Linked DNA regions of Homo sapiens: regions 1, 2 and 4 are each linked to region 3. Evidence: chromatin loops called from intact Hi-C (ENCODE). Cell type or tissue: IMR-90. All regions are shown on one strand.

Region 1 (8,000 bases), 120 kb after region 3:
CGCTTGTAATTCCAACACTTTGGGAGGTCGAGGCGGGCAGATCACGAGGTCAGGAGTTTGAGACCAGCCTGGCCAACACAGTGAGACCCCATCTCTACAAAAAATTTAAAAATTATCTGGGCATGGTGGCGAGTGCCTGTAATCCCGGCTACTCGGGAGGTGGAGGCAGGAGAATCGCTTGAACCCGGGAGGCAGAGTTTGCAGTGAGCCAAGATCGCGCCACTGCACTCCAGCACTGCACTCTGGGCAAAAGAGCTAGATTCCGTCTCAACAAACAACAACAACAACAAGGTCTCAATCCGTCACCAAGGCTGGAGTACAGTGGTGTGGTCATGGCTCACTGCAGCCTACACCTCCCGGGCTCAAGCAATCCTCTTGCCTCAGCCTCCCAAGTAGCTGGGACTACAGGCACTGTGCCACCACGCCCACCTCATTCTTGTATTTTTTGTAGAGACGGAGTTTCACTACGTTGCCCAGGCTGGTCTTAAACTCCTGGGCTCAAGCGATCCACCTGCCTCAGCCTCCCAAAGTGCTAAGATTACAGGCATGAGCCACGGCACCCGGCCCATTTTAACCACTTTTAAGTATTCAGTTGAGTGGCGTCGTGTCCACTCATGACATTGCGCAACCATCACTACTGTCTAGTTGTGTAGTCTGACATTGGGTTTGTCTTTCCCAGTGCTCAGGTTAGGAAAAGCCAACGGGAGGCCTGACTTAGCAAGGCCTTTGGAAATGGCTCTTATCACAGCAGCAGCGGGTTTTTCAAAGCTCCAGGTTTAAGGCCTCCCAAGAGGACAAGGAAGTAATTCGGGAGGCCAGAGGTCTGCTCACACCTGCTCAGCGTTCATTCTAGGTCCCACATCTCTGCCTCTCTCCCTCAAACTCACCTCCACCCACACCTTTTGGTTTTCAAGGTGTGATTTTTGTTTGTTTGTTTTTGTTTTGTTTTGTTTTTTAAAGATGGGCTCTCACTCTGTTGCCCACGCTGGAGTGCAGTGGTGTGATCGTAGCTCACTGCAGCCTCAACCTCCTGGGCTCAAGTGATCCTCCCACCTCAGCCTCCCAAGTAGCTGGGTCTACTTGACTCAATTCTCCCATTTAAAGCACAAAACTCAACTGGCGCGGCAGCTCATGCCTGTAATCCCAGCACTTTGGGAGGCCGAGATGGGTGGATCACAAGATCAGGAGTTCAAGACCAGCCTGGCCAACATGGTGAAACCCTGTCTCTACTAAAAATACAAAAATTAGCAGGGCACGGTGGCATGTGCCTGTAATCCCAGCACTTTGGGAGGCTGAGGCGAGTGGATCACTTGAGGCCAGGAGTTCAAGACCAGCCTGGACAACATGGTGAAAACCCGTCTCAACTAAAAGTACAAAAAATTAGCTGGGCATGGTGGTGCCTGTAATCCCAGCTACTTGGGAGGCTGAGGCGGGAGAATCACTTGAACCCAGGAGGCAGAGGTTGCAGTGAGCCGAGATTGTGCCACTGCACTCCAGCCTGGGTGACAGAGTGAGACTCCATTTCAAAAAAATAAATTAATTAAATTAAAATAAAGCATACAACTCAATGGTTTTTAAGATAGTAAGGGAGTTTGGCAATCATTACCACAACCAATTTCATAATTTCCTCACTGCAAAAAGAAATCCCATACCTAGTAAACAATCACCTCTGGTGCCTCTGACCCCAGTCCTTGGCCACCACTGATCTGCTTTGTGTCCTTATGGATTTGTCTATTCTGGACATTTCACATAAATGGAATGGTTTAGTAGGTGGCCTTTGTCTGGCTTCTTTCACTCAGCATGACAGTTTTGGGGCTCAGCCACGAAACGTGAAATAGTGTGTCATTCCTTTCCGTGGCTGAATAATGCACTGAAAGGATAGACCACTTTCTATGTAGCCATTTATCTCGTGATGGACAGTTAAATGTACTTTTAATGGAATTTTCTTAGAGTCAAATTAAGACACAGTTGACTGGTTGGCACACCATGTTTTATGAAAACTTAATCATTTATGCTTTTAGACTTGGCCCATTTTCTTTTCATATTTTGAAATCAATGATTCTACCTCCCTTTTCCCAAGCTCAAGCATTTTCCTTTATTTTCTTTTTTTGAGACGGAGTTTCGCTCTTGTTGCCCAGGCTAGAGTGCAATGGCGCAACCTCGGCTCACTGCAACCACCACCTCTCAAGTTCAAAGCGATTTTCCTGCCTCAGCCTCCCGAGTAGCTGGGACTACAGGCATGTGCCGCCACGCCTGGCTAATTTTGTGTATTTTTAGTAGAGCTGGGGTTTCACTATGTTGGCCAGCCTGGTCTCGAACTCCTGGCCTCAGGTGATCCACCTGCCTCGGCCTCCCAAAGTGCTGGGATTACAGGCATGAGCCACTGAGCCTGGCCCCCAGCTCAAGCATTTTCTCTAGCAGGGTTCAGGAGCACCTGACCCACAGGGATAAAGACCTAAAAGACCCTTCAGCTCACAGCTGCTTGGGGACTACGATGGGTTCGGGCGTGGCTGCCAAATGCTGTGGGGAAGAGCATCCTGGGGGGCGAGTGGGGGGGTGCTGGCTTGGAGGAGTCAGTGGGGAAACGAGATGCACAGGCAGAAGATCTTCAGCACACCACAGACAGACCTCACGCAGAGAAAGGAACAGTTATTCTGGCAGGAACTCGTGGAAGCAGTTTACAAAGGAGAGATTTCCCTGGATCTCAAAGAATAGATGGCATTGTTGTTAGGAAACTATCAGACTAGGCAAAGCATTCCTTGTATATTGACTCATTCATCAACTTCTCCTGCAAAATCCCTGCAAGGTGAACTAGGTCATCCCATGGTACAGATGAGGAAACAGAGATACAGAGAGGTTAAGACACTTGCCCTAAGTCACACAGCTCAGGAGGATTTTAACCCCATCTGGCTCCAGAGTCCCTGCTCTGTTAGCTCTGGCAGCTTTGGTCCATCACTTTCTTTCTCCGTCTTCTCCCCCAGGAGACTCAAGTCTCTGACCACAGGCCTGAATTCCTCCCCCATTCAAAGTCAGGAGCCTGAGCAGAGACCTTGCAATTCTCAATGCGATGGCTTCTCGCCAATCACAGTGGGTATTGGCTACAAATGCAGATTCCCAGGCCCATTCCAGACCAGGACAATCAGACTCCCTAGGGTGGGGCCCTCCCTCCAGGCCATTCTGATGACCAGCTGTGTTTGCATTGCCCCAGCCTACCCGAGTCTGCCTGGGAAGGGTCTCTGTACCGCTGGCCTCACTTTGTGTCTACATTGTCACAGGCCCAAAACCCAGTAAGGTGGTTTGATAGAACATGGGGACACAGGATTCGATTCACAAAGACTCAGACCCTCCTATACAAGCCATCCACCATAGATCCAGCCTCCCACCTCCTCTTCCTCCCACCAAAGAAAGTCCTGCTTCTACCTAGAGAAAATTTACGGGGTTGGGGTTGGGTTTGCCAGCGACTGGGGATCGAGCTTCCTTCCAGTCAGTGTGAGTTCAGCCGGAGTATGGATTGAAGCCCATCAGGCTCAGGTCAGAGTCACCAGAGTTCAGAAGCCCTTTTGGTGGGTGCAGTGGCTCAGGCCTTTACTCCCAGCACTTTGGGAGGCTGAGGCAGAGGGATTGTTTGAGCCCAGGAGTTCAAGACCAGCCTGAGGAACACAGGGAGACCTTGTCTCTACAAAAATAAAAGCCGGGTGTGGTAGTGCACACCTGTAGTCCCAGCTACTCAGGAGGCTGGGGCAGGAGGATTTCTTGAGCGCAGGAGGTTGAAGCTGCAGTGAGCTGTGATCACGCCACTACACTGCAGCCTGGGTGACAGAGCAAGACTGTTTTTAAAAAAAAAAAAAAAAGGCAGCCTTTTCATTTGTGTATTAGCTTGTTCTCACACTGCTATAAAGAAAGACCTGAGACTGGGTAATTTATAAAGGAAAGTGGGTTAATTGGTTCACTGTTCGGGAAGGTGTACAGGAAGTATATGGTAGCACCTGCCTCTGGGGAGGCCTCAGGTAGCTTTCACTCATGGCAGAGGGCAAAGCGGGAACAGGCGTCTTACATGGCAGGCGCAGGACCGAGAGAGGCATGGCAGAGGTACCACACTCTTAAACAACCAGATCCCTCTGCTCTGCCTATTAATCCTTCCCTTTCCCTTACCACGCCCCCCACCAACCCCAAAACCGCTGATCTTTTTACTGTCTCCAGTTTTGCCTTTTCCAGAATGTCACAGAGTTGGAATCCTACAGTGTTTCTTCAATTCTTTTCAGAATGAAGCAGGTTTTTTTGTTTTTGTTTTTGTTTTGTTTTGTTTTTTGAGACAGGGTCTCACTCTGTCACCCAGGCTGGAGTGCAATGGCGCCATCTCAGCTCACTGCAACTTCCGCCTCCCGGGTTCAAGCGATTCTCCTGCCTCAGCCTCCCAAGTAGCTGGGATTACAGGTGCCCACCACCATGCACAGCTAATTTTTGTATTTTCAGTAGAGATAGGGGTTTCACCATGTTGGCCAGGCTGGTCTCAAACTCCTGACCTCAAGTGACCTACACCTGCCTCAGCCTCCCAAAGTGCTGGGATTACAGGTGTGAGCCACTACACCCGGCCTGAAGCAGCTTTCTTTTTAAACCACCAAAAGATATTTTGCAGAGCTAGGGTAAGCGGGTGAGAGAGCCACAGATACCCCATGATAGAGAAGAAGTAACCAGCAGGGGGCAGTGAGCTCCTCTCGCCTGGCCTTCATGAAGCACTCACTACTGCCACCTTATCTTCAACACAAAAGATGAACAAGAGGCTGGGCTAGGTGGCTCACGCCTGTAATCCCAGCACTTTGGGAGGCTGAGGCAAGCGGATCACTTGAAGTCAAGAGTTCGAGACTAGCCTGGCCAACATGTGAAACCCTGTCTCTACCAAAAAATACAAAAATTAGCCAGGCATGGTGGCATACACCTGTATAGTCCCAGCTACTCGGGAGGCTGAGGCAAGAGAATTGCTGGAACCCAGGAAGGGGAGGTTGCAATGAGCTGAGATCACGCCACTGTACTCCAGCCTGGGCAATAGAGTGAGACCCTGTATCAAAAAAAAAAAAAAAAAGATTGACAGAGAAATTGGCTCCCTGTTGTTTACTAGTAAGGTTGGAAAAGTCAGGTGGATGGAAGAAGGTGGGGAGTGGATGCGAGAGAGCAGGGAGGGATGGTTCATCCCTTTGCTTATTTATTCAATTAGCAGTGTGACCTTAGAAAAGTTACTTAACCTCTCTGGACTCCTTTACTCATTGGCAAAATAAAGGGGCTAGAAATTCCTGACAAAGTGTCTTCTGGCTCCATGTTGTGTTCAAGTGGAGAACAGAGAGTTCAGAAAGAAACCAAGTACACACAGGAGTAGGCACATGATAAAAATAGCATTGCATCTAGTTGGGGAGAACAACAGATTCAAAGATGGACAAAGTATACGAGCATCCCGTTCACAGAAAAGGACACAAAAAAAGACACAGATAGAGTTTCGGCAAAGAGGCTCAACCTTAGACATTAAAAAAATTCAAATTAGGCTGGGTGCATTGGCTCACGCCTATAGCCCCAGCACTTTTGGAGGCTGAGGAGGGCAGATCATCTGAGGTCCAGAGTTCGAGACCAGCCTGGCCAACATGGTGAAACCCCGTCTCTGCTAAAAATACAAAAATTAGCTTGGTATGTTGGCACACGCCTGTAATCCCAGCTACTCGGGAGGTTGAGGCAGAAGAATCACTTGAACCCAGGAGATGGAGGTTGCTGTGAGCCAAGATCACTCCACTAAAAAAGAAATGCAAATTGAAGCTACAAAACTCAGGCTGGGTGCGGTGGCTCACACCTGTAATCCCAGCACTTTGGGAGGCTGTGGCAGGCGGATCGCTACTTGGGAGATTGAGGCAGGAGGATTGCTTGAACCCGGGAGGCCGAGGTTACAGTGAGCTGAGATCGCACCACAGCACTTAAACCTGGAGACAGAGCAAGACCCCATCCGAAAAAAAAAAAAAAAAAAAGAAGAAGAAGAAATTTTAAAAATTAAGTGAAAAGGCCATGAAGCCTGGATGAAGTAATTGGCGACTAGTGGAGAAACAGGACATGGGCCCTCAGGGAAAAGAAAGAGGAAACAGCACATTGAGGTTTTGCAGGTTAAAGGTGAATGGTAGATCACTTCATATTTGGAGTACGTGAAACTCAAGCAATTTAATCTTTTCAAGGGCAAAGACTATCCTCCCTTTTGTATTGCTCATAACACCTTCACATTGTGGCCATAAAAACGCTGGCTGGGTAGGGAAGGGGAGGCACATTTTCTCTGTCCTAGCAATTCCCCTTCTAGAAATTAACCCAGGCCGGGCACAGTGGCTCCCACCTGTAATCCCAGCACTTTAGGAGGCGAAGGCAGGCATAACACCCAAGGTCTCGAGTTCAAGACCAGCCTGGCCAACAAGGTGAAACCCTGTCTCTACTAAAAATACAAAAATTAGCCGGGCATGGTGGCGTGCGCCTGTAATCCCAGCTGCTCCGGAGGCTGAGGCAGGAGAATTGCTTGAACCTGGGAGGCAGAGGTTGCAAAGAACCGAGATTGCACCACTGTACTCTAGCCCAGGCAACAGAGGGAGACTCCGTCTCAAAAAAAAAAAAAAAGTTAACCTTGTCCTGCTCCTGGAAGGAAACTCCAGGCCCTTGGAATGTGCTGCCTGATGGTAATGTCAGTGTCTTTGTTTACCTGGGGGCCTGGAACCACGCCAGCCAGTCTCTGCTAATGACATGATTTAGGGTGGGGGGTTTGGGCCAGGTGATACCAGCATGACCTCTGGAGGGGCTGGAGACTGAGGTCAACTATGGGCCATTGGCCATGACTGGTTGCCAATAAAAACATTGCACACAAGGCTCTGGTGAGCTTCCTTGGTTGGCAATGCTCTGTGCACATTGCCACACATTATGGCTGGGAGAAATAAGTACTGTCCACGAGTCCACAGGGAGAGGACATCTGGGAGCTTGTGCCTGGCCTCCCTGCCTTATGCACCTTTTCCCTTTACTGATTTTACTCTCTTTCCCTGTAATCAACAGCAGCCATGAGTGCAATGTCTTTTCTGAGCTCTGTGATTCCTTCTAGAAAACCATAGAGGCCGAGAGTGATCTCGGGCCCCTCCTGAAATGCAAACATCTACTGTGTGCCAGTCACTGTTTACTGGGGATACAGCATCAGACAGATGAAAGCCCCTGCCTTCAAGGAGCTGACTTTCTAGTGCAGGAAGACAGATCAGAAGCAAGACAAATAGGCTGAGTGTGGTAGCTCAGCAATTTGAGAGGCCGAGGTGAGAGGATGAAGAGTTTGAGACCAGCCTGGCCAACGCAGTGAGACCCCATCTCTATGAATAAGAAACAAGAAAAGATGACAAAGAAGCTTGTCTTTCAGGAGCAGACGTATAGGGGGCCAGGAAACGCCTCGAGACACAGGCTTGGCACCTATGAGCCAGTCTCCATTAGGACCAGGTCATATTCAGCTTTGATAAGCAGGAGTGGAACAAGCCAAGCAAGTGACACTCAATTTTGCAAGCAGCAGCCACCTGTGTCCCCTTCTCATCGTGGACTCCCGGGTGTGGGTCAGCATCAGCACACCTGGCTTGGGTGAGGATGAGCTGGTGGCCACCTCTGTGTCATTTGAAAACACCCATGTTTCTTTCACAGGCGGACCATAGGTGCTGCCTATCGCCCGGGAAATAAAACATGTAGTTTATGAGTGCAAACAAGGAAAAAGTTCAAGCACAAAAACACAAATGCCTCTGGGAGGATTGACATGTTAGCTGAGGAATCCCAGCTTGGAACCTGGGACCGGTAACTTCACCTGTCAGAATTTCAGTTTGTCTGTAAAATGGAGAGGGGATGTTCATCTTACAGAATCGTTGTGAAATTCAATAACAGAATGTGCCCCGCCCATGGCAGGCACTCAACAGATACTCACTGCTGCTCTGTGCTGGGGTGATCTACAGTCATTGGTCATTATCTTC
Region 2 (8,000 bases), 400 kb after region 3:
CCCGAGTAGCTGGGACTACAGGTACCCGCCACCACACCCGGATAATGTTTTGTATTTTTAGTAGAGATGGGGTTTCACTGTGTTAGCCAGGATGGTCTCGATCTGACCTCGTGATCCGCCTGTCTCGGCCTCCCAAAGTGCTGGGATTACAGGCGTGAGCCACTGCGCCCGGGCCTAGAACTAGAATATCATATATCAAATCTAAGCAGTCAAATCTTGCCCAAGTCTTAGTGATTCAAATACCCTTTGGGGACCAGTTCCCTTTCAAGCACTTCACTGGTATTTTCTTTCAAGGTGTTATGAGTGCATATGTCAAGAATTTTTTGGCTGGGTGCGGTGGCTCACGCCTGTAATCCCAGCACTTTGGGAGGCCAAGGCAGGTGGATCATCTGAGGTCAGGAGTTCAAGACCAGCCTAGCTGACATGGTGAAACACTGTCTCTACTAAAAATACAAAAAATTAGCCAGGCTTGGTGGTGGGCGCCTGTAATCCCAGCTACCAGGGAGGCTGAGGTAGGAGAATCAGTGGAACCCGGAAAGCAGAGGTTGGCGGTGAGCTGAGATTGTACCACTGTACTCCAGCCTGGGCAACAGAGCGAGACTCCATCTGAAAAAAAAAAAAAAAAAGAATTTTTTAGTTGTAAGAGACTGTTAAGTAGTGAACCCTAATTAAACAAGGCTAAGGGGAAGAAAGGAAATTTATGAGCTCATAGAACTTAATTGTCCAGGTAAGGTTCGTGTCAGTATCATCAGAAACTCAGGCACTCTCTCTCCTTCTGTCAGTTCTGCTTTCCATTCTCAGGCAGACTCACCCCTTGCGGCAACGTAACTGCCAGCAGTTCCAGGCTTAGGTGGTCTTTTCTCAGCAACTCCCACAAAGCCTTGCTCTTACAAATACTTCCGTAAAACCTGGACCTGACTCTGGCCAGAACTGTGTCACACTGTTACGGGTGGAGGGTGTCCAGGTTCTTGACGTTTTGAAAAAAGAATTGGACGAAACGCACAAAGCAATGAAAGAAAAGCACAGATTTATTGAAACGAAAGTACACTCCACAGAGTAGGGAGCAGGTTAGAGGAAGTGACTCAACAATGCTGGTTACAGAATTTTCTGGGGTTTAAATACCCTTCAGAGGTTTCCCATTGGTATGCCCTATGTAAATGAAGAGGGTAAGTGAAGTTACAAAGTTATTTACTTGGCATACACCCCATGGAAATGAAGAGGATGTTTCCTGCCATAGCTGAAGTGAAGTTACAAAGTTATTTAGTTGGGCATAGAAAGTTGGGGTTTTGGCCTGGAGGTGGGAGAGCGGGGAGGGCTCATGCCTGTAATCCAAACACTTTCGGAGGCGGAGGTGGGCGGACCTTTGGCCAACATAGTGAAACTCCGTCTCTACTAAAAATACAAAAATTAGCCTAGCATGGTGGGGGGTGCCTGTAATCCCAGCTACTTGGGAGGCTGAGGCAGGAGAATTGCTTGAACCCGGGAGGCGGAAGTTGCAGTGAGCCAAGATCAGGCCACTGAACTCCATCTAGAAAAAAAAAAAGACAGTTAATTGGGGTTTTTCCCTTTTATTGAGTTCTAGGAAGTATGTATGTTTGTTTGTTTATTTATTAAAACAGAGTCTCACTTTGTTGCCCAGGCTGTAGTGCAGTGGTAGGATCTTGGCTCACTGCAACCTCTGCCTCCCAGGTTCAAGCGATTTTCCTGCCTCAGCCTCCCAAGTAGCTGGGATTACAGGTGCTCACCACCACACCAAGCTAATTTTTCTATTTTTAATAGAGATAGAATTTCACCATGTTGGCCAGGGTGGCCTCGAACTCCTGATCTCAGGTGATCCACCGGCCCCGGCATCCCAACGTGCTGGGATTACAGGTGTGAGCCACTGCACTCGGCCTAGTTCTAGGAAGTTTTTAGGTTCCCTGCCTCCAGACCCCATTCTCCTGCATCAACATAAGCATCCTGAATCAATCATCCAGGCAGGACGGGCAGGTTATACAGTTTTGTTGTAAACAGTTATGTTAAGGCCAGGCACGGTGGCTCACACCTGTAATCCCAGCACTTTGGGAGGCCAGGGTGGGCAGATCACTTGAGGCCAGGAGTTCGAGACCAACCTGGCCAACACGGTGTAACCCCATCTCTACCAAAAATACAAAAATTACCCAGGTGTAGTGGCATGCACCTGTAACCTCAGCTACACGGGAGGCTGAGGGAGGAGAATCACTTGAACCCAGGAGGCAGAGGTTGCAGTGAGCTGAGATTGGCCACTGCACTCCAGCCTGGGCAACACAGCCAGACTCTGGATCAAAAAAAAAAAAAAAAAAAAAAAAAAAAAAGAACAATGCTCCTTGATAGCTGCTGTTCTACAACACAGAGACTAAGGGGTATTGAAAGATGATCCTCAAAGATGTCCATGTGGTGGCCAGGCGCAGTGGCTCACTCCTGTAATCCCAGCACTTTGGGAGGCCAAGGCGGGTGGATCACGAGGTCAGGAGATCAAGACCATCCTAGCTAACAGGGTGAAACCCCATCTCTACTAAAAAATACAAAAAATTAGCCGGGTGTGGTGGTGGGTGCCTGTTGTCCCAGCTAGTCGGGAGGCTGAGGCAGGAGAACAGCGTGAACCCGGGAGGCGGAGTTTGCAGTGAGCGGAGATCACGTCACTGCACTCCAGCCTGGGCAACAGAGTGAGACTCCGTCTCAAAAAAAAAAAAAGAAGAAGAATCAAATTCAGGGCTGGGTGCAGTGGCTCATGCCTGTAATCCCAGTACTTTGGGAGGCCGAGGCAGACAGATCACCTGACGTCAGGAGTTCGAGACCAGCCTGGCCAACATGGTGAAACCCCATCTCTACTAAAAATATAAAAATCAGCCGGGCGTGGTGGCTGGCGCCTGTAATCCCAGCTACTTGGGAGGCTGAGGCAGGAGAAGTGCTTGAACCTGGGAGGCAGAGGTTGTAGTGAGCCGAGATTGTGCCATTGTGCTCCAGCCTGGGCGACAAGAGCAAGACACCATCTCACACACACACATACACACACACACCAAAAAGGTGAAGAATCTGGCTGGTCATGGTGGCTCACACCTGTAATCCCTGCACTGGGATTACGCCAAGGCAGGTGGATCACCTGAGGTCAGGAGTTCGAGACCAGCCTGGCCATCATGATAAAACCCCGTATCTACTAAAAATACAGAAGTTAGCCGGGCGTGGTGGCCCACACCTGTAATCCCAGCTACTTGGGAGGCTGAGGCAGGAGAATCACTTGAACCTAGGAGGCAGAGGTTGCATTGAGCCAAAATCACCGCACTGCACTCTGGCCTGGGTAACAGAGTGCGACTCCACCTCAAAAATATAAAAGAAGAAGAATCTAATTTGGTAGGTTTAGGGTGAGGCCTGAGGTTTTGCACTTCTTACAAATTGTTAGGCCCTGCCAGTGCTGCTGCTCCAGGAGCCACACTTTGAGAAGTGACGTTCCTCTAGAGAATGTCTAATTTGCCACCTTTAAACCCTATTCCTGCGGCCAGGTGCAGTGGCTCACACCTGTAATCCCAGCAGTTTGGGAGGCTGAGACTGGTGGATCACGAGGTCAGGAGATTGAGACCATCCTGGCTAACACGGTGAAACCCCGCCTCTATTAAAAAAAATACAAAAAAATCAGCTGGGCGTGGTGGTGAGCACCTGTAGTCCCAGCTACTCGGGAGGCTGAGGCAGGAGAATGGCGTGTACCCGGGAGGCGGAGCTTGCAGTGAGCCGAGATCGCGCCACTGCACCGCAGCCTGGGCGATAGAGGGAGACTCTTGTCTCAAAAACGACAACAAAAAAACCCTATTCCCTTTCTTATGGTTTCTGTATTTTCACCTATAAAAGAATAAGATAAACAGGGCGCGGTGACTAATGCTTGTAATCTCAGCACTTTAGGAGGCCGAGGCAGGTAGATTGCTTGAGGACAGGAGTTCAAGACCAGCCTGACCAACATGGTGAAACTCCGTCCCTACTAAAACTACAAAAATTAGCCGGGTGTAGTGGCAGGCACCTGTAATCCCAGCTACTCGGGAGGCTGAGGCAGGAGAATCACTTGAACCTGGGTGGCAGAGGTTGCATCGCGCCACTGCACTCCAGCCTCGGTGACAGAGCAAGACTCCATCTCAAAAAAAAAAAAAAAAGAATACGATATTGGGATTTTACAGTGCTTCCAAACAGAAAAACAGCAATGGTTAAATATGGCAGTTTAAAAATAGCCACATCCAGCCAGGCGTGGTGCCTCATGCCTGTAATCCCAGCACTTTGGGAGGCCGAGATGGGTGGATCACCTGAGGTCAGGAGTTTGAGACCAGCCTGGCCAACATGGCGAAATCCCATCTCTACTGAAAATAAAAAAATCAGTCGGGCGTTGTGGCATGTACCAGTAATCCAGCTACTCGGGGGCTGAGGCTGGAGGATCACTTGAACCTGGGAGACAGAGGTTGCAGTGAGCCGAGATCGTGGCACTGCACTCCAGCCTGGGCAACAGAGTGAGACTCTGTCTCAAAAAAAAAAAAAAAAAAAAAAAAAAAGTCACGTCCTTTCTTCATCAAAACAATTCTCGTTTTGAGGGTGGCGGGGGGCGTGGCGGGGGGGTGGGTGTTGTGAGTTTCAGAGGGCTATGATAGACCACTAGTGACAACTTGTGGCTAGTTCTTATCATTACAATCACATTTTGCGTTCCCTTTCAAATGTAACACAATTACAAAAATCAACATTGGGTATTCTGTTTCATTTACATAGTTTTGTGAAACTAAAATGTGTTTAACTTTTCATTTTGAGATGATTATAGATTCATCAGAGGGTCCCAAGAAATGTATAGGGAAGTTCCACGGACCCTTCTCTCAGCCTCCCCCAATGTTAACGTATTAAATATCAAAACCAAGAAAGTGACATTGGTACAGTCTATAGATGTAATGCAGTTTTCACAGTTATACCTGCTCTCCTTTGTGACAAAAACACTTTGACATATCAAGGAAGATGTATCAGGCCAACAAGAATCTCTTTCTTTGGTGGTTAAATAATATTAAATTCAACAACCAACTAGAAATTCTTAGTTTTGTAATAAAGCAAAATGAATCTCAGCATTCTACAACTTACAGTTTTGTTGAAACAAATCTTGTTGCCCAGGCTAGAGTGGTGCCATCATGACTCACTGCAGCCTCGACCTCCCAGCTCACAGCTCGAATGATCCTCCCACCTCAGCCTCCTGGGTGGATGGAACTACAGGGACACAACGCAACACCCAATTTTTTTTTTTTTTTTGAGACAGCGTCTCACTCTGTCACCCAGGCTGGAGTCTGGAGTGCAGTGGCGTGATCACGGCTCGCTGCAATCTCTGCCTCCCAGGTTCAAGCAGTTCTCCTGCTTCAGCCTCCTGAGTATCTGGGACTACAGACATGCCACACCTGGCTAATTTTTTTTTTGTATTTTTAGTAGAGACAGGGTTTTGTCATGTTGGCCAGGCTGGTCTCAAACCCCTGACTTCAGGAGATCCACCGGCCTTGGCCTCCTAAAGTGCTGGGATTACAAGCGTGAGCCACCACACCCAGCCCCCAACTGATTTCTTGTACTTTTTTTTGTAGAGATGAGGTTTTGCCAGGCAGGTCTCGAACTCCTGACCTCAAGTGATCTAGCCACCATGGACTCCCAAAATGCTGGGATTACTGGTGTGAGTGACCACATGAGGCCTCTAGCTTTGTGTGTGTGTGTGTGTGTGTCTGTGTGTGTGTGTGTGAGAGAGAGAGAGTTTCACTCTTGTTGCTCAGGGTGGAGTGCAATGGTGCAATCTCGGCTCACCACAACTTCCGCCTTCCAGATTCAAGCAATTCTCCTGCCTCAGTCTCCCAAGTAGCTGGGATTACAGGCATGTGCTGCCACGCCCAGCTAATTTTGTATTTTTAGTAGAAATGGGGTTTCTCAATGTTGGTCAGGCTGGTCTTGAACTACTGACCTCAGGTGATCCATCTGCTTCGGCCCTCCAGAGTGCTGGGATTACAGGCATGAGCCGCTGCATCCAGCCATTTTCTTCTTTTTTTTTTTTTTTGAGACGAAGTCTCGTTCTTGTCATCCAGGCTGGAGTGCAATGGTGCGACCTTGGCTCATTGCAACCTCTGCCTCCCAGGTTCAAGTGATTCTCCTGCCTCAGCCTCCCGAATAGCTGGGATTACAGGCTCCTGCCACCACGCCCAGCTAATTTTAGTATTTTTAGTAGAGACGGGGTTTCGTCATGTTGGCCAGACTGGTCTCAAAGCCCTGACCTCAGGCGATCCACTCGCCTCAGCCTCCCAAAGTGTTGGGATTACAGGCGTGAGCCACCGTGCCCGGCCTAGCTTTCTTCTTTTGCTCAGGATTACTTTGGATATTTGGGCTCACTTTGGTTCCACATGAATTTTAGGATTTTTTTTTCTATCTCTGAAAATGTCATTGGTATTTTGATAGGGATTGAAATGAATCTGTAGATCACTTTGGACAGCGTGGTCACTGAAGGGAAAAACACCACGACAACAATGACACAGAAGACTTCTGTAACCAAATGTGTAGGGATTTCTCCCCACACACCAAGCAACCAATCAATTCTACATCAGACATCTGCTGGGTGTCCTCCGACTTTTTTTTTTTTTTTTGGTTGGGGGGACACAGAGTCTCTGTAGCCCAGGCTGGAGTGCCATGGTGTGATCTCGGCTCACTGCAACATCCGCCTCCCGGGTTGAAGTGATTCTCCTGCCTCAGCCTCCTGAATAGCTGGGATTACAGGTGCCTGCTACCATGCCCGGGTAATTGTTGTATTTTTAGTAGAGACAGGGTTTCACCATGTTGTCCAGGCTGGTCTTGAACTTCTGACCTCACGTGATCCACCCTCCTTGGCCTCCCAAAGTTCTGGGATTACAGGCATGAGCCACTGCACCCGGCATTTTTTTTTTTCCTTTTAAACAAGGTCTAGCTCTGTTGCACAGGCTGGAGTGCAGTGGCTCAATCTCAACCTCTCAGACTCAAAGTGATCCACCCACCTCAGCTTTCCAAGTAGCTGGACCACAGGCAAGTGCTATCATGCCTGGCTGTTTTTGTTTGTTTTGTTTTGTTTTTCTTTTTTTGAGACGGAGTCTTGTTCTGTCACCCAGGCTGGAGTGCAATGGCGCGGTCTAGGTTCACTGCAGCCTCCACATCCCAGGTTCAAGCTATTTTCTTGCCTCTGCCTTCTGAGTAGCTGGGACTACAGGGACACACCGCCATGCTTTGATAATTTTTGTATTTTTAGTAGAGACAGGGTTTCACCATGTTGGCCAGGCTGGTCTGAAACTCCTGAGCGCAAGTGATCTGCCCGCCTCGGCCTCCCAAAGTGCTGGATTACAGGCGTGAGCCACAGCACCTGGCCTGTTTTTGTATTTTTTATAGAGACAGGCTTTTGCCATGTTAACCAGGCTAGTCTCGAACTCCTGAACTCAAGCAATCTACCTGCCTTGGCCTCCCAAAGTGCTGGGATTACAGGCATGAGGCACCACGCCCAGCCTCAATTCTGACAGTATCTACCTCACTGATACAGCATCAGGCCCCACAACTGAGGGCTCACTCCCACCAAGCAGCCCTCTCCCTTCCCACCAGTCACAAATCTGAGCCTCCAGAACTTCTGACTTGTTTCAACTTGGTGTTCCCACAACCCTCTCTTTGGGTTCATTTAATTGCTAATGCAGCTTAGAGAACCCAGGGAAACACATTTACTGGTTTATTATAAAGGATGTTACCGGGCAAGAGATGACGGCTCACGCCTGTAATCCCAGCACTTTGGGAGGCAAAGGCAGGCAGATTACCTGAGGTCAGGAGTTTGAGACCAGCCTGGACAACAAGGCAAAACCTTGTCTCTACTACAAATCCAAACATTAGCCTGGTGTGGGGGCTCACACCTGTAATCCCAGCTACTCAGGAGGCTGAGGCAAGAGAATCCCTTGAACCCAAGAGGCAGAGCCTGAAGTAAGCTGAGATTGCAC
Region 3 (8,000 bases):
TGCAACCTCTGCCTCCCAGGTTCAAGCGATTCTCCTGCCTCAGCCTCCCAAGTAGCTGAGATTGTAGGTGCCTGCCACCATGCCTGGCTAATTTTTGTATTTTTAGTAGAGATGGGGTTTCACCATGTTGGCCAGGCTGGTCTCAAACTCCTGACCTCGAGTGATCTACCCACCTCGGCCTCCCAAAGGGCTTGGATTACAGGCATGAGCCACCGCGCCTGGCCAGGGATGATTTCTTGAGTGACTGGGCCACCCCTGCCTGCAGCCCCTCACACACTCACCCTGCAGGCTGAGGTTCCTGGTGGGCTTGGGGAAAGGCCCAGAAAGGCTCCCGGTGAGGGCCACCTCCTGGCCATCCCACAGCACCACCTGGCGCAGGACACGGGTCCCATGAGCTCGCTCGTATGCGGTCTGCAGGAACAGCTCCCTGGGAAGAGCGCTGAGCTGGAAGAGAATGACGGCGTCATGGGGGAACCCGACCCATGCTTCTGCCTGGGATGGGAAAGAAGAGAAGCTTGCAGAGGAGGAAAAAGGGAATATTTGTGGATCATTTACAGTTTCCTGAATGGTGACATATGTCAGGGGATCAAAAACCCAAATGCTTCCTAAGGATGAGCAGATAATTTAAAGGAGAGGAGTAGGTGAGGGGAGTATGGCCAACAGGAGACAGCACAGAACAGCCACTTCTCAATTCCATGGCCAAGCTGTGTGGCTCTGGGCATTTTTCAACCTCTCTGAGCCTCAGTTTCCTAGAAAATGGAGGCCAGAAAGTGTCAACCTTTGCAAGATGATACAAGTGGTGCACTCAGCCCAGGGCTACACGGTGGAGAGGAGCTTGTAGGAGGCACGCAGTTGGTATTGCGGTTTCTCAATCATGTAGCGAGCAGGTATCATGCTCCCAAGCCAGTGCTGAGTGCCTGGGTACAAAGCTAGCCAAGACCTGGTCCTGGCCCTTAAGGGGCTCCCAGGGAGATAGTCGAGATAGTCACAGGACAGAAAATGATGGGATAAGGTGACAAGGATGGTCACAAGAGACATTCAAGGGAGAAAGGAACGCAGAGAAGCAAGCTTGGGGAGGAGGCAGGGAAGAGCATTCTAGGCAGATGGAAGAGCCTGTGCAAAGGTTCGGAGAGGGACGCCGTCCCTGCTGGTGGGTGCCACAGTCCGAGGGTGACTTGAGGGCACTGCAGGGGGACTGCTGGGGTGGGGAAGGAAGTTTGCTCTTAAACGTCTCTAAAACCTATCACTACTGCCCCCAGCTTGGTCCACGCATTATTATTGCCCTGCCCCTGCCCATTATGGGGCTTCCTCACTGCTCACTTCTGCCACCTGTAGGTCCCTCCCCACACAGCAGCCAGAGGGATCTGAAATCATCATTTATTTGATCATGGCTTCAAAGGCTTCTAGTAGCAGATAGAACACAATGCAAACGCCTCCCTGTGGCCTGACTGACCCTGTGTGATCAGACCACCTCCTACCATTCCCCACCCACCCAGCTCCAGCCCAGTGGCTCCTTGGCCATTCCTAAAACATGCAAACCCATCCCTGCCCCAGGCCCTTTGCATGTCTTGTTCCCTCTGCCTGGAATACTCTTTTTAAAAAATGTATTTTAGATTGAGGGGGTCAGTGTGCATGTTTGTTACATAGGTATATTGTGTAATGGTGGGGACTGGGCTTCCAGCGTCCCTGTCACCCAAATATCGAACATCATACCAGGCAGGTAATTTTCCAACCCTTGGCTCCCTCTCACCCTCCTCCCTTTTGGAGCCCTCAGTGTTTACTGTTTCCATCTTTATGTCCATGTGTATTCAATGTTTAGCTCCTGCTTACAAGTGAGAACATGTGATACTGGGTTTTCTGTTTCTGAGCTAGTTCACTTAGGATAATTGCATCCCTGCTGCTGCAAAGGACAGAATTTCATTCTTTTTTCCGGCTGTGTAATATTCCATGGTGTATATATACCACAGTCTCTTTACCTGCCTCGAATGCCCCTCCCCCAGAGATTTCTTTTTTCTTTTCTTCCTTTTGAGATGGAGTTTCACTCTTGTCACCCAGGCCGCAGTGCAACGGCGCAATCTCGGCTCACTGCAACCTCCACATCCTGGGTTCAAGCAATTCTCCTGCCTCAGCCTCCAAAGTAGCTGGGATTATAGGCATGTGCCACCACGCCTGGCTAATTCCATATTTTTAGTAGAGACGGGGTTTCCCCATGTTGGCCGTGCTGGTCTCGAACTCCTCACCTCAGGTCATCCACCCGCCTCGGCCTCCCAAAGTGCTGGGATTACAGGCGCGAGCCACCGTGCCCGGCCTTCCCCCGGATTTTCAAATGGCTGGTGCTTATCATCCACCGCTAGCTCATGTGTCGTCTCTTCAGTGGGGCCTTTCCTGGCCACCTAATCTAAATAAGCTCCTTGGTCACTCTCAGTCACTTCAGTACGTTTTCTCCGTATCATAGTACTATCTGGCATATTTCGTTTGTGTGATTTCGGGGAGTCAATCTCCCCCGCTAGAGTGGACACTTGATGAGAGGAAGGATTGATCAGATCTGTTTTAGGTCACGCCCCAGCTTCTGAAATAGTGCCTGGCACCTAGTAGATGCTCCATAAATCATGCAATAAATCCAGCTCAATAAATCCAGCACATTGTGTCCATTTCACAGCCTTGTCTGTCCTTCCGCCCAGGAACCGGGACACTAGGACAATTTTTCTTTTCTCAAAGGGCTGTCCCAGAGGCCCCCCACCCCAGCGTGCTCCGGCCCTGGGCTGACCTCCACACACCTGCAGAAAGGTCTGTTCCAGTTTGATGAAATTGTTGAGACCGGCCTTAGCAGCTACCTGCCGGGTGCTGATGTGAAAATGACGCTCCTCCACGCCCAAGGCGAACATGCTCTGAACCTCACCCTTGGAGTAGTGTAGCTGGGTCAGAAAAAAAAAAAACCACCACAAAACACGATAAAGCTCCTCATCAGGGCTCTGATGGAACATTCCAGGAGATGCTGGCTGTAGGCCGAGGGCTCTGCCTCCCAAAGTCCCAGGCCCAAGAGACCCACAACTCCCTGGGCTGGATGAAGTTTGATGATGCGAGGGTTTGGAGCCTCAGGTTAGGCCATCAAGCGTGGCCATGGCAACTATCTCCTTCATGCCCTCCCTGCTATAACATTGACTTGAAAATATCTACCAGCCTGGCACCAGCAGCCAAGAATTCTAGTTGTAGTACTGTTGCAGACAGCAGGGGGCAGTCTAGCAGAAAGAATTATGCCTGGGTGCGTGTCAGCATCAAACACAACAGAACTCCAAGTGTGGATCTACCACTGAGAGGTGAGTGATCTCCAGCTAGTTCCTTAACCACCCAAGCCTTCTAATCCAAAAACAGGGATAAGGACACCTATTTTATTACGGGTTGCTGCGAAAATTGTATGAAATAATGTGCTAACTTCCAGGTTGGCTGAAAAGCAGAATCACTGCGGGGGAACTTATTAAAAATACAGATTCTGGGCTCCCACTTAAAACCTACAAAAATGGAGTCTCTGGGAAGATGTTCCAGAGCTGTTTTTTTTTTTTTTTTTTTTTTTTTTTGAGAAGGAGTCTTGCTCTGTTGCCCAGGCTGCTGAAGTGCAGTGGCACGATCTCGGCTCACTGCAACCTCTGCCTCCTGGGTTCAAGTGATTCTTCTGCCTCAGCCTCCTGAGTAACCAAGATTACAGGCATGTACCACCACACCCAACTAATTTTTGTATTTTTAGTAGAGATGGGGTTTCGCCATGTTGGCCAGGCCAGTCTCGAACTCCTGACCTCAGGTGACCTGCCCACCTCGGCCTCCCAAAGTGCTGGATTACGGGTGTGAGCTACCGCACCCAGCCAAGAGCTGGTATTTTTAACGCGCTCACTAGAGGCGTCATTTCGTTAGTGATACCCCTTGTCAAAAATGTTCAGCCTGAATCTTATCTTCAAGAAACAATCGGACAAATCCACATTAGGAGGATGTTTTGCAAAATAACTTCCTGGACACTTCAAAATTGTCAGTGCAGGATTTTTTTTTTTTTTTTTTTTTAGACAGAGACAGGGTCTGTCTGCTCTGTCATCCAGGCTAGAGTGTGCAGTGGTGTGAACACAGCTTACTGCAGCCTCAACCTCCTGGGCTCAAGCAATTCTTCCATACCTCAGCCTCCCTGGTAGCTGAGATACAGGTACACACCACCATGCCTGGCTGATTTTTAAATTTTCTGTAGCAATGGGGTCTCCCTAGGTTGCAGGCTGTTTTGAACTCCTGAACTCTAACAATTCTCCTTCCTTGGCCTCCCAAAGTGTTGTGATTATGAGTGTGAACCACTGCATCCAGTTGGGACTTTTCTGAAGGTGGTTAATGACAATAAAATGTTTAGGGGGAATTATATCTGCAACTTACTTTGAAATGTATCCAAAAATAAGATGGATGGATAGAGAGCTATGTGATTATGTGAAATAAAATGTAAACAGGAAAATCTAGTATGTGGGTATGCACTGTAAAATTACTTCAATTTTTTAGTGTCTAAAAAATTGTATAATAAAATGTTGGGGGGCCAGATGCAGTGACTCATGCCTGTAATCCCAGCACTTTGGGAGGCTGAGGTGGGCAGATCATTTGAGGTCAGGAGTTCAAGACCAGCCCGGCCAACGTGGCGAAACCCCATCTCTACCAAAAATACAAAAATTAGCCAGGCATGGTAGTGCATGCCTGTAATCCCAGCTACTCAGGAGGCTGAGGCAGGAGAATTGCATAAGCCCAGGTGGCGGAGGTTGCGGTGAGTCGAGATCACGCCTCTGCACTCCAGCGTGGGTGACAGAGTGAAACTTCATCTCAAAAAAAGAAAAAATAAATAAAAAAATAAAAAAATAAAACATTGGGTAAGGAAGGGTAGGGTGTAGAAGGAAAATATTCTAGATCAGGAGTTGGCTTTTGGGTCAAATTTGGCCCACAACCTGATTTTATAAAAAGTTTTATTGTAACAGCCATGTCTATTCACTTACATATCGTCTATAGCTGCTTTTGTGTTACAGTGACAATTCTGAGTAGTTGTAACAGGGACCATAAGGCCTGCAACCCCCACAACATTTTACTTTACAATAAAAGTTTGTAGACCTCTGTTCTAGATTAAGAAAATTAAAAAGACATGGCAACTACGAATGCTGCGTGATCTTGGCCTGCATCCCGGATTTAAAACAAAACAAAACAGTTTTTTGAAAGAACATTAGTGGGAAAGCTGGGAAATTGTATATGGGCTGTACATTAAATGAAGGTATTAATTCAACGTTCAGTTTCTGGAATGTTGTAATTACCGTGTTAAATCAGAAAATATCCTTGTTACAGGAAATAGTTGAAGTATTTCAGAGTAAAAAGTTGATGTCTTCAGAAACGTCTCTATATTAATTCTTAATGATACAGAAAAAATGTGTGATGATACAAATTTATGTAACAGATAAGAAAGATGGAAAGATATTAACAATTGGTCAATGTTCACTGTCCTACAGTAGCTTTTATATAGGTTGAAATAACTCAAAATAAAACTTGGGAAAAAACTAAGAAGCTCCCGGAATGGAGCCAGGTGTGGTGGTACCACCTGTAGTCCCAGCTACTCCAGAGGCTGAGGCAGGAGGATCACTTGCACCCAGGAGTTTGAGGCTGCAGTGAGCTATGATCACGTCACCACACTCCAACCTGGGTGACAGAGCAAGACCCTGTCTCAAAAAGACATTCTAAAAACAAAAAATAAGGCTGGGCGCAGTGGCTCACGCCTGTAATCCCAACACTTTGGGAGGCCGAGGTGGGTGGATCATTTAAGGTCAGGAGTTTGCGACCAGCCTGGATATCACGGTGAAACCCTGTCTCTACCAAAAATACAAAAATTAGCCAGGCGTGGTGGCGCACGCCTGTCATTCCAGCTACTCAGGAGGCTGGGGCAGGAGAATCGCTTGAACCGGGGAGGCGGAGGTTGCAGTGAGCCGAAATTGTGCCACTGCACTCCAGCCTGGGTGACAAAGAGAGACTGTGTCTCAAAAAAAATTTAAAAATTAAATAAATAAATAAAGAAGTTCCCTGAATGACTGTGCAGTTGGAGCGAAGTTTGAGGAACTCCAAAATCACGTGTAAATGCGGCAGGGGACCCAGCACATAGCGCATGCTCTGTAGACAAAGGTGGCCTGGGCCAGGGCTGGGAGGGTGCCTACCAAAACATGGTGGCTGGTAGGAAAATGAAGTGACTAGTTACAGATGTAACCATTCATGCATGCACTCACCTATTCATGCCCTATTTTTTTTACTAAACAACTACTGTGTGCTGGGCCCTGTGCCAGGCACTAGGCATGCCCTCCAGGAGCTCCGGATCTGGGCACAGACAATGACAGCTCAGAGGGACAGAGGAACCTGGCCTAAGACTACTGGGCCCTCCTGTGCACTCCTACGACCCCTCAAGTCCTGCATGCAGGGCAGAGATGGGGGTGACGCTGGCTCAGCTCCAAAGGGCTGTGTCATCTGCTCCAGCTTCTACAAGTGTGCCAGGCTGGGTGAGGCAATGCCAGGCGCCAGGCACTGGGTGAGGAGGCCTCCCCCATCTCCCAAAGGGCTTGTGAGCCTGACTGGGGGCCACGGGGGCTGGCCCAGGAATGTAAACCTGGGTATGTTTGGGAAAGCTGGAGCCAGGGGTTTCCGAGGGTTGCCCACCGGAGCCTGCTGCAGGCTGGTGAACAGATGTGCATGTATTAACACTCCCCAGAGGGGCCTGGCCCCCTCCTGCCTCGGGCTGGGCATCTGGAACCAGTTAGGAGCCAGGCAGCTGGGGCACAGTTACCTTAGCTGAGGCTGAGGCTGAGCTGGGGCAGAGACCCAGGAGGAAGGGGAGGCGATGCCGGCCTGAGAACAGCAGCTCTTTGCTAGAAGGAAGGAAAGAGAAGGCCTGAAGCTGGCAAGACAGCACCTTGTCCAGTGCCCCCAGGGCCATGTCGAGACCAAGGGGACTTCCCCGAGAGAGAGTCAGAGAGCCAGGATCACATCAGTGGCCCAGTTCAGGGCTATTCACACACCCCGAGGCCCAAGGGCCATACGGTGCCCTGGTTAGGGCTGGACTCTGGAGCCAAGTTACCTAGATTTGAGTCCTGGCTTGGCCTCTGCCTAGCTCTGGCACCAGGAGCAAGCTTCTTGGTTGTCCCTCTCTGAGCCTCAGCTTCCCCTGAGCCTCAGTTTCCCCATTGGTATCAAGGGTTAAACATGGCTCTGGGCTTCAAGTCTTCCATGAGTCCATCAATGAGCTTTCTTGGGTTGGTCCCATGGGAGTCCCAGCAGGGTCTGGACAGCAGGATTTTAACCCCCTGACTCCCTCCCAGGGATCCTCCTCACATAGCACCCCTCCCCTCACTCCTCCAGGCCAGGGTGGTTACAATCTCCACGTTTTTCTCTTTTTCTTTTTTTTTTTTTCCTTCTTCACTAGAGACAGGGTCTTTCTCTGTCACCCAGGCTGGAGTGCAGTGGTGCCATCTCTGCTCACTGCAGCTTCGATCTCCCAGACTCAAGTGATCCTCCTGCCTCACCCTCCTGAGCAGCTGGGACTACAAGCATGCGTCACCATACCAGGCTCATTTTTAAGATTTTTTGTAGCGATGGGGATCTCACTATGTTGCCCAGGTTGGCCTCGAGCTTCTGGGCTTAAGCAATCCTCCCACCTCGACCTCCCAAAGCACTGGGATTACAGGTGTGAGCCGCTGTGCCAGGCCTCTCTCCCCTGTTGCTAACTCCAGGGTGCTACACCCTCTTGTCAGGTTCCTCTCCACCTCCATGTCTCAGCCTTGGCACAGCTGACATCTTGACTCCTGGCCTTCACAGTCGTGGGTGTGTCCTAGGCACTGTAAGATGCTTAGCAGCATCCGTGGCCTCTATACACTGACTCTCACAGTGTCCTCCTCCCCACTGTAGCAACCAGAAATTCCCCAGACTTTGCTGAAAGTCCCTGGGGGGAAACTCGCCCCTAGGTG
Region 4 (8,000 bases), 310 kb after region 3:
GCCACTGCACTCTAGCTTGGGCAACAGAGTGAGACCCTGTCAAATAAATAAATAAACATTAAATAAAATAAAATGACTTCAGGACTCATTGGCCCCTGTCTATCTATGCTTATTGTTAGGAAGATACCACTAAAGCCCAGGGAAAACTAGAAACCAAGACAGGCTGCTAAGCGGAAGACATGGCCTATTGTCTATTAGTGCAACAGCAGCTCCAAGAAAGAAGCTGGGGTGATGAAAATCACAGGACGTCCAGTGTGCCGGACGTCATGCTAGATAGTCAAGAGTTATTAATCCATAGAACTTCCCCTAGGCCTTGAAAAATTAGGAAGGCAGACATTAGGCAGGGAAAAACATTACATTTAAAGCAGTATCACAGGCAAAGCCAAGAGGGAATCACCATATCATATCACCTGCTGCACCTCAGTAGAGCAGAGGAGCTGCAGAGAAAACAGAGTAAGGGTGGAGTGAGTGAGCTCTGCACCAGGGTTCTCATCTCAGCTCCTGTATTTACTGGCATGTGACGGTACTGGCTTCGTGTTGTTGCTGTAACAAATAATGGCAGACACACAGATGTATTTTAAAGTTCTGGATGTCAAAAGTCCAAAATGAGTCTCACTAGGCTAAAATCAACCCTGGCCTGTTAGCAAGTCATGTTCCTTTGGGAGGCTCTGGGGGAGAATCCTTGACTTTTCCAGCTCCAAAGGTTACCCACATCCCTTGGTTTGTGGCCCTTTCCTCCTTCAAAGCCAGTGACAACTAGACTGTCCATCTCACATTACACTCTGCTATTTTGCCTCCAATTTTGATTCTTAAGAATCCTTCTGATTACACTGAGCCCACCCCAGTAACACAGGATAACCTCAGTGTCAGCTGATTAGCAATCTAATTCTATTTGCTACCTTAATTCCCCCTTGCCATGTATATAACCTATTCGCAGGTTCTACTGAGTAAGAAGCGGAGCTTTTTAAGGAGCCCTTATGAGCCCTGCCTACCACACTAACCCTGAGCCAGTTAGCAACCCCTCAGAGCTTCGGTTTCTCCATCTGTGAAACTGGAATAAACACTTCCTACTTCAAAGGGTGACAGTGAAGACTGTGTCATTCAGGTAAAGTGCCTGGCTCATGGAAGTGCTCAGTCAAGTATCAGCTTATCTGGTTCAACTGTATATAAAAGGTGGCCAAGGACAGACCAGAACTGGGCTTGTCTGCACGGAGCTGTTTGACTGTAAGTTTGTGACTTTATTATGTCCCTAAGATTATTTTCTAAGATTGTAATGCTTCTAGTTCTTTATCTAGGAGTCTTATCAACTTCCAAACATGAAAAAAACAAACTTGGAGAAACAGGATCAACACCCACACCAATACTCTAAAAGAGTCAATTTAAAAGGGTAGAAAATATCACTACATAATTAGAAAGTGAAGGTGCAATTTTTCAAATACCTGGGATCGAGGGATCAAAATCTCTCTAAATGAACACTAAATTTGGCTCTGAGCTTCCTGAAGCCAAGGCACAAGTGGACACACCTGTTGCTTTCCCCAGCCCCATCAACCTTCCACTCTGCATGCGGTTTCTTCCATACTTAGCTGCAGGCTAAGCCTCCCACCCCCCAGCACCCATCTCCACTGAGCCATCTTCCCGTCTCCACCTAAGGAAGGCTGTCACAGACCCATCACTAAATTCTCATTGTGAGCAACCCTACTTCTTGGCCACACTGGCTGGTGGCTCCTGCTGATGGCAGGAAATGAGATACATTCATCATTATAGCTATATCACATACCAGATCCTCAAATGGTTGTTGAATTATTTAATAAGAAATCGTACTTCTGATTCTAACCTCACGTGCTGAGAGGATCTTTTTTGGCCTTAGTTCTTATTTATAAGACTTAAGAAATAAGTCATTGTGGGGCACAGTGGCTCACCCCTTTAACCACAGCACTTCTGGAGGCTGAGGTGGCTGGACTGCTTGAACCCAGGAGTTCAAGATCAGCCAGGGTAACGTGGTGAAACTACATCTCTACAAAAAAAATAGAAAAATTTGGCCAGGAGTGGTGGACGCCTGTAATCCCGGCACTTTGGAAGGCTGAGGTGGTTGGATCACCTGAGGTCGGGAGTTCAAGACCAGCCTGACCAACATGGAGAAACCCCATTTCCACTTAAAACACACACACACACACACACACACACACAGAAATCAGTTGGGCATGGTGGTGCATGCCTGTAAATCCCAGCTACTTGGGAGGCAGGAGAATCGCTTGAACCCAGGAGGCGGAGGTTGCGGTGAGTCAAGATCGTGCCATTGCACTCCAGCCTGGGCAACAAGAGTGAAACTCTGTCTCAGGAAAAAAAAAAAAAAAAAAAATTGCCAGGTTGCCAGGCGTGGTGGTGCATGCCTGTAGTCCCAGCTCCTTGGGGGGCTGAGGTAGGAGGATCACCTGAGCCTGGGGAGGTTGAGGCTGCAGTGAGCCATGATTGTGCACTCCAGCCTGGGCACAGAGTGAGACTCTGTCTCAAAAAAAAAAAAAAAGAAAAGAAATCATAATGGAAATAAAAGCATCTCTCACAAAATATACAAGGATTCCTTTGCTAAAATAATGTCAACTGAATTAAACAGTCAGTTTTAGGTGTGGGGACATAAAGTATGGAATTTTTTTTCCTTTTTTTTGAGACAGAGTTTTGCTCTTGTTGCCTAGGCTGGAGTGCAATGGCATGATTTTGGCTCACTGCAACCTCCACCTCCCAGGTTCAAGAGATTCTCCTGTCTCAGCCTCCCAAGCAGCTAGGATTACAGTCATGTGCCACCATGCCTGCCTATTTTTGTATTTTTAGTAAACACCGGGTTTCTCCGTGTTGGTCAGACTGGTCTAAAACCCCTTACCTCAGGTGATCCATGCGCCTTGGCCTCCCAAAGTGCTGGGATTACAGGTATGAGCCACAGCGCCCGGCCCAAAGTATGGAATTTTTAATATGTTTATTTTAATCTATATTAGTCAGTACCCAGAAGGGTCTCAATGCAGGCAGATAGTTAGAAAAAGGTCTCCCCCATGAGTGAGTATAGTGACAACAAATGAAATTACCCAAGAAAAAAAAACGATCCTAGAACCCATGCCATTTGCCGAGAACTGTTAAACTCAATGTCTGGTCCAAAGACCCAAGAGTTAGGTCCAAAAACCTGAGAAAATAAAGCAATCTCCAAGCCATCCTTGCTTGTCAGTCCCTTGTTTTTTCAATGCCTTTTAAAATGTCCCATACTGAGCAAGAAAACCCTATCCTTCAGATTTTTTTTTTTTGAGACAAGGTCTCACTTTCGTCACCCAGGCCAGAAAGCAGTGGCATGATCTCAGCTCACTGCAGCCCTGACTTCCTAGGTTCAAACCATCCTCCCACCTCAGCCCCTAAGTAGCTGCAACTACAGGCTAATTTTTAGTATTTTTTGTAGAGACGGGGTTTCGCCACATTGCGAAAGGTTGGTCTCAAACTCCTGAGCTCAAGAGATCCACCTGCCTCAGTCTCGCAAAGTGCTAGGATTACAGGCGTGAGCCACCGTGCCCCGCCAAGATCTTTTGATGCTGTATAAAATCTCACCATCTGGCCGCGCTCGTTGGCTCACGCCTGTAACTCCAGCACTTTGGGAGGCCGAGGTGGGCGGATCACGAGGTCGGGGATCAAGACGATGCTGGCGAAAACGGTGAAACCCCGTCTCTACTAAAAAATACAAAACATTAGCCGGGCGTGGTGGCGGGCGCCTGTAGTCCCAGCTACTCGGGAAGCTGAGGCAGGAAAATGGCGTGAACCCGGGAGGCGGAGGTTGCAGTGAGCCGAGATCGCGCGGCTGCACTCCAGCCTGGGCGACAAAGCAAGACTCCGTCTCAAAAAAAAAAAAAATTTCCAATCTGACAGAACAATACTCCAGAAAAGCTTTCTTCGCTTGGAGGAGGGCACTTTTTATGCGTACCGACTCAGTTCTACAAGCAAATCTCGGCAGCATCAGACGCCACCTGGTGGAGTACAGGGACACTACGCTGGAATCAAAGTTCTTCCTCCATTTAATACCTTTCCTCTAAAACACTATTTCCCAAAGGGAGTTCCTTAGAAAACTAATGCTACTAATGCTACAAGGTTTCCTCATCAACTGAGTTTAGGAATTCCCAAAGGTGGTAGAAGGGAGTGGAAACAATATTTTGGTTAATAGTTTAGTGTGGCCGGGCGTGGTGGCTCACGCCTGTAATCCCAGCACTTTGGGAGGCCAAAGCGGGAGGATTGCCTGAGCTCAGGAGTTCCAGACCAGCCTGGGCAACACAGTGAAACCCCGTCTCTACTAAAATACACAAAAATCAGCCAGGCCTAGTGGCGTGTGCCTGTAGTCCCAGCTACTCGAGAAGCTGAGGCAGGAGAATTGCTTGAACCCGGGAGGCGGAGGTTGCAGTGAGCAGAGAACGGATGTCTCAAAAACAAAACAAAACAAAACAAAACAAAAAAATAGTTTAGTGTATTTCCAAGATGGTATTTAGGTACCATGTGAATTTCAATTTGATCTCTACAAAAAAAAATTGTTGTAACTTGCTGGTGTGTTGGTGCACACCTGTAGTTCTAGCTACTCAGAAGGCTGAGGCAGAATCTGATTGCTTGAGCCCATGAGTTCAAGGTTACCACTGCGTTCCAGCCTGGGCAACAAAGTGAGACCCTGTCACGGCAAAAAAAAAAAAAAAAAGAATGAACCAGGCAGGGAAATTCCTACACTATGGTCTATTGAGCCTGAAGGGCCAGGCACAAGAAGTGGAGAAGGTAGTGAGAGGGGATCCAAAGTGACATTTAAAATCCCGTAGCTAAAATCTTTCTCACGCGTCCTTTACCAGTCATACATTCACCAAGCACGGTGTGGAGCTGTAGGAGCAACAAAACAAAACCCTGCCATCAAGGTCCTCAGTAAATATTATCTGAAAAATTAGCTCCTATTCTGGTGGCAGAGAGATTCAGTCCATTGGACAGGGAGAAAACCATGCGTTACAAATAGAAGCAGGTAGGAGGTGCACGGGAAAGGGGAAGAGAAAGACTGGGCCTGCTGGTCAGTCAATGACATCATTTCTTGTGTGGATTTTTTCACTAGAATAGGTAAAATACTTATCTGAGGTGCTTTCAACCAGATGGCTTAGTTTCTAATTAAGGTATAAAGACTATTATTTTACTTGCACGCAAAGTATTTCTTTACTCGCTTTATTACTTTACTCACACACAAAGTATTTCATGATTTGACCTTATAAAATAAGGATTTATATACTTACCTCTACCCTCCCCAAATTTAAAGATAAACAAACACAAACACAGAAAGGTTAAATATTTTGTTCCAAGTTTACAGACCTCACCAGGAGCAGACAAAGGGTAAGGACCAGGCATTGCTGCCTCCCAGCCCACTGCTTTTCTCCCTAGACTGCACTGCAAGTCCTTTTGTAGATCAGATGAAAAATGGGGTCAAAATTTGCTGCAAATCTTCTCTTTTAAAAAAGCCACTGAATTATAGCAGAGTATGACAAAATGTTACCAGAACACATTTTTACAGCAAATAATGAAATAATCATCAGATTTTTAAAAATCAAGCAAGCAACTTCAGAATATGACCCCTCTACCAAATTTTCTTTTGGCAATAAAGTAGCCTCTCTGCCAAGATCAAATGTAAAAATGTTACAAGAGGAACAGGCTTTGCAGTCCTGGAGGAGTAAAGTACAAGAGAGCTGATTTCCTCCAGGCTTTTGAAACATATACAAAGATTGCCAGCCCACAATTAATCATCTAGCACTGTGAAATGATTAAACATTAATGAGAGATATGTAAGACCTACTATAAAAAATTAAAAGGAAGTTTTGAATAAATGAATAATCATGCTGTGCACCTAGAAAGGAAAGCTAAATGTTATGAACATGTCAATTATCTTCAAGTCAATTTATATATTTAACATAATTTCAACAAAATTCCAGCCAAAGGCACGGATGGACATAAAAGAATATTCCACAAAACACAAGAACTACAAGAAGTCCAGACTTGACCAAGTAATAACAATTTACAAAGTAAGAACTTAGATTATGTTTACTCAGACAAAAATAGGTATCCAGACCAAAAGAAATCACAGAAATAGACCCAAATCCATGGAAAAATATGTTCTGTAGTTAAAGCAGGCATCATCAAGATTAGAAAGAAAGGAAACATCATTTTATAAATGAGAGAGGGAAAAATCAACTGTGCTCTATATTTTAAGCCAAAGTAAAGCCAGGGAGCATAAAGTGCTAAATAATTTTTAAATTTAAAAAAGAAGAAAATAAACTAATATAGTCATCAGATTTTCAGGAAAAAAAAAAAAAAAGCAAGAAAAACTAACCAGAAGGCCAGGCGCAGTGGCTTATGCCTGTAATCCCAGCACTTTAGGAGGCCGAGGCAGGTGGATCACTTGAGGTCAGGAGTTTGAGACCAGCCTGGCCAACATGGCAAAAAGCTGTCTGTACTAACGGTACAAAAATTAGGCGGGCGTGGTAGTGGGCGCAGTAGTGGGCGCCTGTAGTCCTAGCTACTTAGGAGGCTGAGGCATGAGAATCCCTTGAACCTGGGCGGAGGTTGCAGTGAGCTGAGATCATGCCACTGCACTCCAGCCTGGGCAAAAGAGCGAGACTCCAAATGAAAAAAAAAAAAAAAAAAAAAAGAACCAGAGATTTAACTTTTTTTTAAAGAAAATACGAAAGCACTACATAAATAATAATAACAGAAGTAAAAAAGGCTAACACAGGCTGGGCGCAGTGGCTCACGCCTGTAATCCCAGCACTTTGGGAGGCCGAAGCGGGCGGATCATGAGGTCAGGAGTTCAAGAACAGCCTGGCCAACATGGTGAAACCCCGTCTCTACTAAAAATACAAAAAATAAGCTGGGCGTGGTGGCAGGCGCCTGTAATCCCAGCTACTCGGGAGGCTGAGGCAGGAGAATCACCTGAACCTCGGAGGCAGAGGTTGCAGTGAGCAGAGATTTCGCCACTGCACTCCAGCCTGAACGACAGAGAGAGACTCTGTCTCAAAAAAAAAAAAGAAAGGCTAATACAATAATGGACAGAAATATGCACAAGAGTTCCTGTCCACAACACCTTAACAGGTGGACCAAGGTAAACTGACAGATCAGCACTGAGGCCGAGCCCTGGAGAAAAAAGGAAACAGTTAAAACAACAAGAGAAGGCAGTTACTATTAGAGTGCTGAGGTGGTAAGTGAATTTCCTTTCTTTTAATGTGTAAAAATAGCAAATGTTTGACAAGTTGCGTTAAGTGGGGGGTAAAGGACCACAGAACCCGATCTTATAACCCAAGCCTCGCATGCTGGGGGCCAGGAATAAGCTCTCCTCACAGCACACCCTACAGCCCTGTGATGCTTCAGACATGGTACTCTCGCAAATTATTTATGCACTGATGACCAGCTAGCTTCAAAAAACAAATGTAGAACTTTGAAGTGGCCTGGCTATTTCTAAGACAATTTAAAAAAAAATCATTAAGGCAGGGGAAAGGCATGTGTATTGTATAAATGCTGGTAGCCAGCTGAACCAAGGCATCTGCTTTCTACTACAACAGTCTAAACACTTCTTCAGTTCAGTTCTCTATAACTAAATGTTATATGTGTCAAATGTTTCTCCAGCCTTGATCTGTACATACAATCTAAACATGACATTGACCTAGAATTTAATTTGAAACTGTATCTTTTTTTTTTAAATGTGCATGTGTTTCTCCTACCTCTTACTGCACATCTGCTGTTAATAATAAGGAAAACACCATTTGACTTCAGGGTAGAAGAAAGGGAGAAAAACCCCAGATGCCCAAGGCAAGATTTACTTTAGGGAATCCTTCATAGTGCACATATTACAGAAAATCATCATTTCCAATTGTGTGAATTTAGCCACAAAAAAATGGGGTGAAAAGGATTAATTAGAATTAATTAATTAATTAATCTCAGCTCCTGCAAACTTGCATATGCAACAGAAT

The links. Hi-C counts contacts between places; a loop is a spot of excess contacts. Peaks named below come from ENCODE experiments on the same cell type or tissue, not always from the same donor. Only the 100,000 strongest peaks of a DNase experiment are listed, where the experiment ranks them.
Region 1: it touches region 3 in a loop (4-fold over the local background); 49 of 110 quality-filtered maps call a loop at or near these places.
Region 2: it touches region 3 in a loop (7-fold over the local background); 78 of 110 quality-filtered maps call a loop at or near these places.
Region 4: a loop joins it to region 3, with 6 times the contacts of the local background. A loop is called at or near these places in 99 of 110 quality-filtered maps.

Annotation. Positions count from the first base shown.
Region 1 is chr16:11,527,621-11,535,620 of GRCh38, forward strand. No RefSeq gene overlaps it. Among named protein-coding and RNA genes, the nearest start is that of LITAF, 55 kb to the right of the region's middle. RefSeq lists an enhancer at 1-824. In IMR-90, a CTCF peak has its summit at 4,704 (motif pointing right); a DNase peak (open chromatin) is centred at 4,731.
Region 2 is chr16:11,809,237-11,817,236 of GRCh38, forward strand. No RefSeq gene overlaps it. Among named protein-coding and RNA genes, the nearest start is that of BCAR4, 16 kb to the right of the region's middle. In IMR-90, a CTCF peak has its summit at 4,679; a DNase peak (open chromatin) is centred at 1,125; H3K27ac peaks cover 147 bases.
Region 3 is chr16:11,404,423-11,412,422 of GRCh38, forward strand. It overlaps LOC400499 (putative uncharacterized protein LOC400499), which reads right to left. Exons shown (of 67, transcript NM_001370704.1): 46 at 6,824-6,905; 47 at 2,778-2,915; 48 at 282-444. Among named protein-coding and RNA genes, the nearest start is that of RMI2, 63 kb to the left of the region's middle. In IMR-90, CTCF peaks have their summits at 1,344 (motif pointing left) and 3,231 (motif pointing right); DNase peaks (open chromatin) are centred at 3,269 and 4,429; H3K27ac peaks cover 279 bases; H3K27me3 peaks cover 269 bases.
Region 4 is chr16:11,710,772-11,718,771 of GRCh38, forward strand. All of the region lies in intron 5 of TXNDC11 (thioredoxin domain containing 11), which reads right to left. Among named protein-coding and RNA genes, the nearest start is that of TXNDC11, 28 kb to the right of the region's middle. In IMR-90, a CTCF peak has its summit at 3,991 (motif pointing left); a DNase peak (open chromatin) is centred at 3,970; H3K27ac peaks cover 317 bases.